Linked DNA regions of Homo sapiens: region 2 is linked to region 1. Evidence: chromatin loops called from intact Hi-C (ENCODE). Cell type or tissue: CD14-positive monocyte. All regions are shown on one strand. Links, peaks and the distances in the headings refer to the core of each region. The heading gives the core; the rest is flanking DNA. Region 1 overlaps RIN2 (Ras and Rab interactor 2). Region 2 overlaps RIN2 (Ras and Rab interactor 2).

Region 1 (4,393 bases), core at 204-4,203:
CGGTGCTCGCCACTTCTTTCTCCAGGGGTTTTGCTGAAAGCAACTCTGCTACCTACTGGTCTGCTTTCCTCTTCCCTCCTCTCCCCTTTGGCTGCTGCTCTGTGCCAGGCTGAATTGTGGCCACAGCTATGCTTTTCCTTGATCTTAGAAATAACTGAACTGGCCCTCCTGACAGCTCCATTGGACAAAATGGAGAAATTAAAACCAAACTCACTACTTCTAAAAAATCAGCAAGACACTCCAGCACAGAAGCCAAAACTGTGTAGCTTTTTCCCCACAGCACACAGTTTCCACATCAGTCAAATGCAGGCCCTAAAGAGCTTTCCCTCCTGGAAGTGCTAGGAAGATTCCGTAAGTTAGTCGCTATAAGCGACTTAGAACAGTAGTTTAATATGAACAGTGTTGCCACATGGCCAACATGATCTATATTGTTAAATAAAGACAACTCATCTTGCTTTTTCCTCTTTCTTTTCTGTTAAAAAAAAGCCAAATAAAATGCCTTTGCAAATGTATAAATTCATGAATTAAGCAACATAGCATTCAAAGTGACATTCATCTGGGAAAAAAGGCTGTTGTGGACTGCTTACAGTTATTCTTACCTCTGAAAAGGAAAAGATGGAAGGAAATGTTAAAGATTAAGCAACCACCCAGCTCTCACTCTAATACCCACCGGAGTCAGAAAACAAGATCTTGAGGGCCCCTCACATGTTCAGAACGTCCTTCTCACACCCCCAAAATCCCCTGTGCTTATATGCAGGGGAAAGGTTTCCGCCGCTCTGTGTCTGGGTGTCTGTCATCTGTGGAGCTTGGGGTTGATCTCACAGAGCCGCCTTTCCTGGCTATGAAAGAAATCAGTGCTACCAAAGCTCTCTTTTCTGTTGTTATCAGCCTAGACTCCCAATTAAATTTTAGCTCAACAAGGCACAGGATAGAGAAATTCCCTGGCTAAAGTTCCACGATGTTTGAAACTACTCTGGAGGTGAGGCAGAGAGTCACTACCTGAAAATCATTGTGCATTTGTCTAGTTTATGGGGAAAAAATAAGACTTTCACACTGAGGTCAAGAACAATCATAGAATGCTGGGTGTGCTGCAAGGAGCAGGGGGACCATCTGGTTCACCCCCATCGTTTTGTAGAGAAGGAAAGGAAAGGAAGGCACAGAGAATTAAGGGTGAGTGCTGTTCCCCCAGAGACATCGGGTATCAAAGTACCACCTTCCAGCTGCAAGTGCCTCCCTGGGATGTTGCTCTCTCCCGTCAGCGTATGGCGGAACTAGTCGGGCTGGTTTGAAACTTGCCTGGACAACCAGAACCATCTGGCTGGCCTGCCTGTTGCATGACTTGCAGGCAAAACCTACTCCATAAATCTCAGCCTCACACTGCTCCAGGCAGGCTCAGCCCCACTTTCTGGGAGAAAGGGGAAGCTGTTAACAAATCTGGCCTCTAAGGCACGAAGTGTCTGTGTCTTTTTATAGCCATTATATTGTTATCTTGTTAGCATCAAAGTTGGAAGAAGTCACCTTCAACTTCCCACCACCCCCCGACCTTTGCACCCCCTTTCTCCAGGTACAGACCAGTCCCTTGCCTCCTATTCAGACGGTGTGCAGTATGTGCACAGGTATCGCCTTCAACAGCACAGCACGCCGCCTTCCCTTTGTATCGAATTTACAACCACATCCAGTTTCCAATCACTGCACGGCTTTTCAGGTTAATGGTTTTTTGGAGACTGCTGGGGTTTTTCTCTGACCTGAGAATGCAAAATGAGTCCATCCTCTTTAGCTGCTCCCCTGTAAGCCTTCTGGAGACTCACACGGCTACACTGAATTCTACTTTGCACACGCTGGATCTTGCTGCATTACTGTTTCCATCATTGGGAGTAGGTGGATATGGCACAGACAATTTTAGGTTTCCGGGTTCTGGTGCCAGGAGGAATTGAGAGAGTATAAAGTTCAAGTGCCTTCAAAGTGATTAAAATAAACAAGCAGACAACTAGTTCCTAGGCCACTCCCACCTCCTACAGAGGATTTCATCTAGAGCTGCTACCACACTCCCAGCTCCCAGACTTCTGAGGAGTGACTGCAAGTCAGCCCTTGGCAGTGCCAGGGTTCACTCGATCCCTTTCTCGCACCCATCACCTAACCGTGTCTCTGGTCACCTGTGGGTTTCAGCGGGTTCCAGGCCATTTTCCAGGTTGACATCTGTCCGCACCATCTCCTGTTTCAGTTCTCCGATCTCCGAGGCAATTGTGTCAATGAGCTATTCAAAGACAAAAATAGTATGACGTCAGGAAGTGGAGAGGCGTGGCATGCCCACAGCGCCCGGGGAACTCAGGCTTTTCAATAGGAACAGAGATGACCATCTTTTTCTATTTCTTTTTTTTTTTTTTTAATCTTGGCTCTGTGAATTTCCTCTAGCCAGAGGAAAAAATAAAGGGGGAGGAGGCAGCTTCTCCTTAGAAAGGGGAAGAACTTAGGTTTCGGTATTGTAATAAGGAAAAGAATATGACACCCAGTTTGTTAGGTTTCAGTATTGTAATAAGGAAGATAATATAACACCCAGTTAGCTTTCTCAACATGAATATAGACGGGAATAAATACATCCTGGCAAAACCGGGCCTCAATATTCATTTGGCAAGGGAAACCCTCCAAAGGAACCCCCTTTGAAGGACTGAAATTCATACAATGATTATTTTGTTATAGAAATGAGTTTATTTAAAAGATATATCCAGCTTACATATTGATTTCTGACGACATCAAAATGATTTCTTGTTCTATTCTTTGCACTGCTGTGGAGAGAAGATTGTTGGGGAAAGGGAAGAGAAAGGACTGAGTGAGGCTGGGGTGGATGAGTGGGGAGGAGGGGAGTGGGCCCCAGGGCCATCTAGGGGAAAAGGCGGCCCCATCTCAGATCCCCACCTATCCATGCACCTGCATCTGACCCTTCAGGCTGGTCTAAAATCTTTCACCCTCCTATTCACTCATTCAACAGAGTCTTTCCTGGCGCGTACTAGGCACTGTAAGTGTACAGTGGCTGTTCTCAAGGGTGCCACTCTGCTCACTATTTTTTGAAAACATAGTAATTTTCCATACAAACGTTATTTACATTAACAGGTAACAGGTCCATTATTGTTTTAAAATAAGCGTTATTAAATTCCTTCATTTTAATTTCTAAGATGGCAACTATTTATAGATATGATCCATACAAACATAAGTTCTTTGGGATCCTCAATAATTTTTAAGAGCATTGGCCAGGCATAGCGGCTCTTGCCTGTAATCCCAGCACTTTGGGAGGCCGAGGCAGGCAGATCACTTGAGGTCAGGAGTTCAAGACCAGCCTGGCCAACATGGTAAAACCCCATCTGTACATAAATACAAAAAAATTAGCCAGGCGTGGTGGTGCGTGCCTGTAGTCCCAGCTACTCCAGAGGCTGAGGTAGGAGAATCACTTGAACCCAGGAGATGGAGGTTGCAGTGAGCCAAGATCATGCCACTGCACTCCAGCCTGGGCGACAGAGTGAGGCTCCATCTCAAAAAAATAACAACAACAATAATAATTTTAAAGAGCATCAAGGGGTCCTGAGGCTAAGAAATTTGAGCACTGTTCTCACTAAAGAGAAATGTTGTCTTGTCTCAGGTAGCTTTTATCCCACCCAGACTCTGGGAGGGAAACTTCACTTGCGCTTAAAGCTTGTTCTAAAATGTGACCCCATCTATTCACTCACTATTTCGACAAACTTTTATGGGCTCCCGCTTCATGCCAGGTACTGCAAATGGGGAGTGGAGCTGAGAAGATCTCAGTTCTCATGGAGATGAGATTCTGGTGGGGCAGAAAGACACCAGAACCAAGCACTGAGCAGTTCCAGAATGAAGACAGGTGAAGGTAATGCTGTGGGAGCAACAAAGGGGCCAAACAGATCAGGGCGGGTTGGTCAGGGCAAGTCTTTTTTAAGCGATAGAGCCTTGAATGACAAGAATGCCATGAAAAGATCAAAGGAAGAGCCCTCCACATGGAGAGAAAGTTCTGGAGGCCAGGAAGGTGTGCAGGAGGAGAGGCAGGCAGGGATCAGATCTTGCCAACTTTGTAGATCATGGTATTCACCACCTTGAGTCTTCCATGATAAGAACCATTGGAAGGCCTTAAGTAGGAGAAAGCCATTTTACATCTGTTTTATGGTCTAAACCGATCACCTTGGCACTGAGGTGGTTGGAAAGGGCAAGATGAGAAACAGGAAGACCAGTTAGGAGCAACTACAGTGGTCTAGGCAAGAGATGATGCAGCTTGGACCGAGGTGGTAGTGGTGGAACTAGAAAGAACGGGGGAATTTAGGAACAATTTGACATAGAAATTGATATAATTTGATGGATTGAATGTGGGGGTGGTAGAAAGAGAATAATC
Region 2 (4,393 bases), core at 184-4,183, 67 kb after region 1:
CCTCTGCCTCCTGGGTTCAAGTGATTCTCGTGCCTCAACCTCCTGGGTAGCTAGGATTACAGACGTGCACCATCGTGCCTGGCTAATTTTTGTATTTTTAGTAGAGATGGGGTTTCACCATGTTGGCCAGGCTGGTTTTGAACTCCTGGCCTTATATGATCCACCCACCTTGGCCTCCCAAAGTGTTGGGATTACAGGCTTGAGCCACTACACCTAGCCTGAGGAATCACTCTTAAAAAAGATTAAAGAGGCCTGACACCTTCCTGCAAAAGACATGATCTGGACTAGTTCCTGGACTAGAGAAAGAAACATGCTATACAGGACATTATTGGGAAAAATGATAACAATTGGCATCTCGGGTTTAGATCAAAGTATCATATGATGATTAGGCTCCATTCTTGGGTCATCGAACTGTGGGAATGTAGGAGAACCTCCATGTTCTTCAGAAGTATATACTGGTGCAGTAAGTGGTGAAGGGGCCTGATGGCTACAATCTACTCTAACCTGGTTCAGAGGCTGATACAGGAAATGGGGCAAAATGGCACAGGTCAGTGAACCTGTGCAAATAGTACAGAGGAGTCCTCAGAACTATTCTTGCCACGGTTCTGGAAGTTTGACATTATTTCAAAATAACTTGGCCCCGTGAGGTGGCTCACGCCTGTAATCCCAATGCTTTGGGACGCCCAGGCGGGAGAATTGCTTGGGTCCAGCACTGTCATCTGGGCAACATAGCGAACCCCCTTCTCTACAATAAATAAATAAATAAATAAATAAATAAATAAATAAATAAAATTAGCCAGGCATGGTGGTGCACACCTGTATTCCCAGCTACTTGGGAGGCTGAGGTGGGAGCATCACTTGAGTCTAGGAGTTCGAGGCTGCAGTAGCTGTGATTGCACCACTGCACTCCAGCTTGGGCCCCAGAGCGAGACCCTGTCTCTCAAAAAAAAAAAAACCCAAGAACAAAATAAAAGCTTAAAAATCTCTAAGCAGTAAAAGTGATTAAGGGATGGCCTAAAGTCCAGGGTGAGGGTGGAGGCTTCATGGAGTGGCATGGGCCAATCCAGCAGCTCCACAATTCAACCAGGCCCCATTTCCCCAGCTTTTTCTATCTCTTGGTTTGGCCCTTCCCTGGGGTCAGTGCTAACCCATCTTCAGTGTGGCCAGTGATGACGTGGCTTCGTCTCCCCACCTCACCATGTCACAAAAGTCAGTAACCTCTGAAGGAATAGTGAGGGTCTTGTTCCCCAGAAACCCTTCCTCTCAAGTTTGGGAAATCCTGCCTAAAACACAAAATCTAATCAAGGTGGCCCTGACATCAGTCCAAACTCTGCCACAGCGTATATGGTCTTCATCAATTTCATTCAAACCTTTATTTGCATTTCTAATCCCTCTCTCCAGCGCAGACTCATCCACCCTGCGTGTTTCTGTATACATCACTCAGTCTCTGTTTAAAATGCCTCACCACCTGGTGAACACTTTTTTTTTTTTTTTTTTTTTTTGAGACGGAGTCTTGCTCTGTCACCCAGGCTGGAGTGCAGTGGCGTGATCTCGGCTCAACTGCAACCTCCACCTCCCGGTTCAAGCAATTCTCCTGTCTCTGCCTCCCGAGTAGCTGGAATTAGAGGCACATGCCACCACACCCAGCTAACTTTTTGTATTTTTAGTAGAGACAAGGTTTCACGATGTTGGCCAGGTTGGTCTTGAACTCCTGACCTTAGGTGATCCACCCCCCTTGGCCTCTCAAAGTGCTGGGATTACAGGTGTGAGCCAGCATGCCCAGCTAGTGAACACCTTTTTATCCCTCAAGACTTAGGTCAGAGATCATCTCTGTGCTAGCTTCCCTTCATTACCTATTCCCATTATCAGCCCTTCCCCTTTCTGGGTCCCCAAGGTCCCTCTGACAGCCTCCACAACATCATGATTATAGCTGTCTGTTTATCTCACATAGGCTGTGTGCCCCTACAGGATGGAGCACGGCCTGTTGTCGAATGTTCACGGTCTGCCCAGCATATCATAAAACCCGGATGAAACCCTAAGACCTGCCCTGCTCATTTCACGTGTTTCCTGGCCCAGTGAAAGTGTGTGGTATGAATTCAGGAGCGAATCTGTAAGAGTACTTCAAACAGTGCTGGACACTAAATAATTTACTAAAATAAAACGTTGTCCAATAAAATACATCTTCATTCCTTTGGGTATTTTACTGCATTAAGGAAAATTACCCTGTTACTCAAGCCACATGGAACCACTAAGAAACTCATAACGTAGCCAGGCGGTGGAAAGCGCGTATGTCCCAATTTCCTGTTTTTCTCCGAGACGCTGCTGCCCCAGCCTGGGTCAGGCGATGCGTGGTTTGTGGCCTGCCACTTGGGCAGCCCTGGCTCAGAAGAAAGGCCATCTTCATTTTATATGGGAAAGTTGGAGAAACCTCAGAAGAGCCGTGGTGCATAAATATCACGTCACCAAAGCAGGGAACTGGCCACACTCACAGGCCTCCTTGGGGCCTGGCTTGGTGTCAGTTCCTGCTGTGGAGCTTGGTTCGGCTCTTTGTGCACCAGCATGCCCCACGCCAGACATGACGACACTGATGGCTTTTGCAGCCCCAGCCACAGAACAGGCTGCTGATGCTGCCCTTTCTTGTCCCACGAAAACGCCTTGCAGTTCAGAGAGCAGGCCGGCTCACCCAGCTGCACAGCATTTTCAGAGCAGCTTTGGGGCCATCATCCAGCAAAGTCTAAATACCCTCCCAGTTTGATTCATCTCTCAGTTTTAGACAAACCACAACTCTTAAAATTCTCCCACTGCAGAGAAACTTGGTGGACACCACCATCTTAACTAAACTATTGGAGCTGGTGTCACCAGGAATAAAACAAACCTGCCACATGTGCCTCCTGATATCTGGGACTGAGGAGGCCACCGCATCACTCTGGGGCATTCCTGCCACGGGTGCAAAACATGAATCTACTGTGAGGAGCATCAGACAAACCTAAACTGAGGGTCACTCTACAAAAATGATTGGCCTGCATGCTCTAAAAACGTAAAGGTCTTAAAAGGCAACAAAAGCTAAGGATACATTTCAGAGTGAAGGAGTCTCTAAACAGAAGTGACAACTCAATTCAATAAATGATCCTCAGTTGGATGCTTAACTGAAAAAAAATGCTGTAAATGACATTATTGGGATAATTGGAAAAACTGAAATATGGGCAACAGATTAAAGTATTGCATCAATGTTAAATTTCCTGAATTTGGTAACTGGATTGTGATGATGTAAAAATATGTCCTTGTTCTTAAGAAGTAAACACTAAAGTATTGAGTGGTAAAGAGGCGTGACTCATGCAACTTACTGTCCAATGGTTTAGAAAAAAGTGTGTGTGTGTGCACATGAGCATGTGTGCACGTGTTGTGTGTGGAGTGAGAGGTAAAAAAGAGAAATAAAACAAATATGGTAAAATGTTAAAATGTGTTAATCTGGATAACTGACATCTTATGAGTCTCTGTACTATACTTGCAAACTTTGTGTAAATTTGAAATTATTTAAAAATGTAAAAATGCATTCCATTAAACAAAAAAAAAAATAAAAATAAACAAGATTCTTAGTGATGGTTTAACGTTTTCGCACAGCAAAACACTAACATGTGTGTTGAAAAATAAATTAATCTGGCCAGGTATGGTGGCTCACTCCTGTAATCCCAGCACTTTGGGAGGCCAAGGCGGGAGAATCGCTTGAGGTCAGGAGATCGAGATCAGCCTGGTCAACATAGTGAAACCCCATCTCTACTAAAAATACAATAATTATGCTGGTGTGGTGGTGCCTGCCTGTAATCCCAGCTACTCAGGAGGCTGAGGCATGAGAATCATTTGAACCTGGGAGGTGGAACTTGCAGTGAGCTGAGATCATGCCACTGCACTCCCGCCTGGGTGACACAGGAAGACTCTGTCTCAAAATAAATAAAATAAAATAAAATATCCAAAATTAATCTAGAAACACAATTTCACGTTAATGTTTTTTAAAAGCTTGAAATTTGATATAAAAAGCATATATGGCTATGTGTTTTGTGAATTTTGTATGCAATGTTAAAGATATACAAAAAGGTTTAAAGATGTAACATGTCTCTCTGCACTCCCCAGCCCTGTGGAGTCCTGTCTATCATATATCCTTTTTCTTTTCAGAGGTTACAAGAATTCTGAACTTGGAGTTCATCAGTCCTATATATCAGGGGTCCCCCACCCCCCAAGACTGCACAGCAGGAGGTGAGCAGTGAGTGAGGCAGTGAAGCTTCATCTGTATTTACAGCCACTCCCCATTGCTCATATTATCACCTGAGCTCTGCCTCCTGTCAGATCAGCAGTGGCATTAGATTCTCATAGTAGCACAAACCCTATTGTGAACTGC

Evidence for each region. A loop is a pair of places that touch in the nucleus more often than their neighbours do. Peaks named below come from ENCODE experiments on the same cell type or tissue, not always from the same donor. Only the 100,000 strongest peaks of a DNase experiment are listed, where the experiment ranks them.
Region 2: it touches region 1 in a loop (2.6-fold over the local background); 1 of 110 quality-filtered maps calls a loop at or near these places.

The regions. Positions count from the first base shown.
Region 1 is chr20:19,932,960-19,937,352 of GRCh38, reverse strand. RIN2 (Ras and Rab interactor 2) reads right to left here. Exons shown (of 13, transcript NM_018993.4): 4 at 2,154-2,254. Among named protein-coding and RNA genes, the nearest start is that of NAA20, 82 kb to the left of the region's middle. In CD14-positive monocyte, for the core only: no CTCF peak of the experiment used is centred there; DNase peaks (open chromatin) are centred at 1,402 and 2,362; H3K4me3 peaks cover 2,922 bases; H3K27ac peaks cover 4,000 bases.
Region 2 is chr20:19,866,191-19,870,583 of GRCh38, reverse strand. The region is part of intron 2 of RIN2 (Ras and Rab interactor 2); the gene reads right to left. Among named protein-coding and RNA genes, the nearest start is that of RIN2, 110 kb to the right of the region's middle. In CD14-positive monocyte, for the core only: no CTCF peak of the experiment used is centred there; DNase peaks (open chromatin) are centred at 2,013, 2,333 and 3,323; H3K4me3 peaks cover 930 bases; H3K27ac peaks cover 2,835 bases.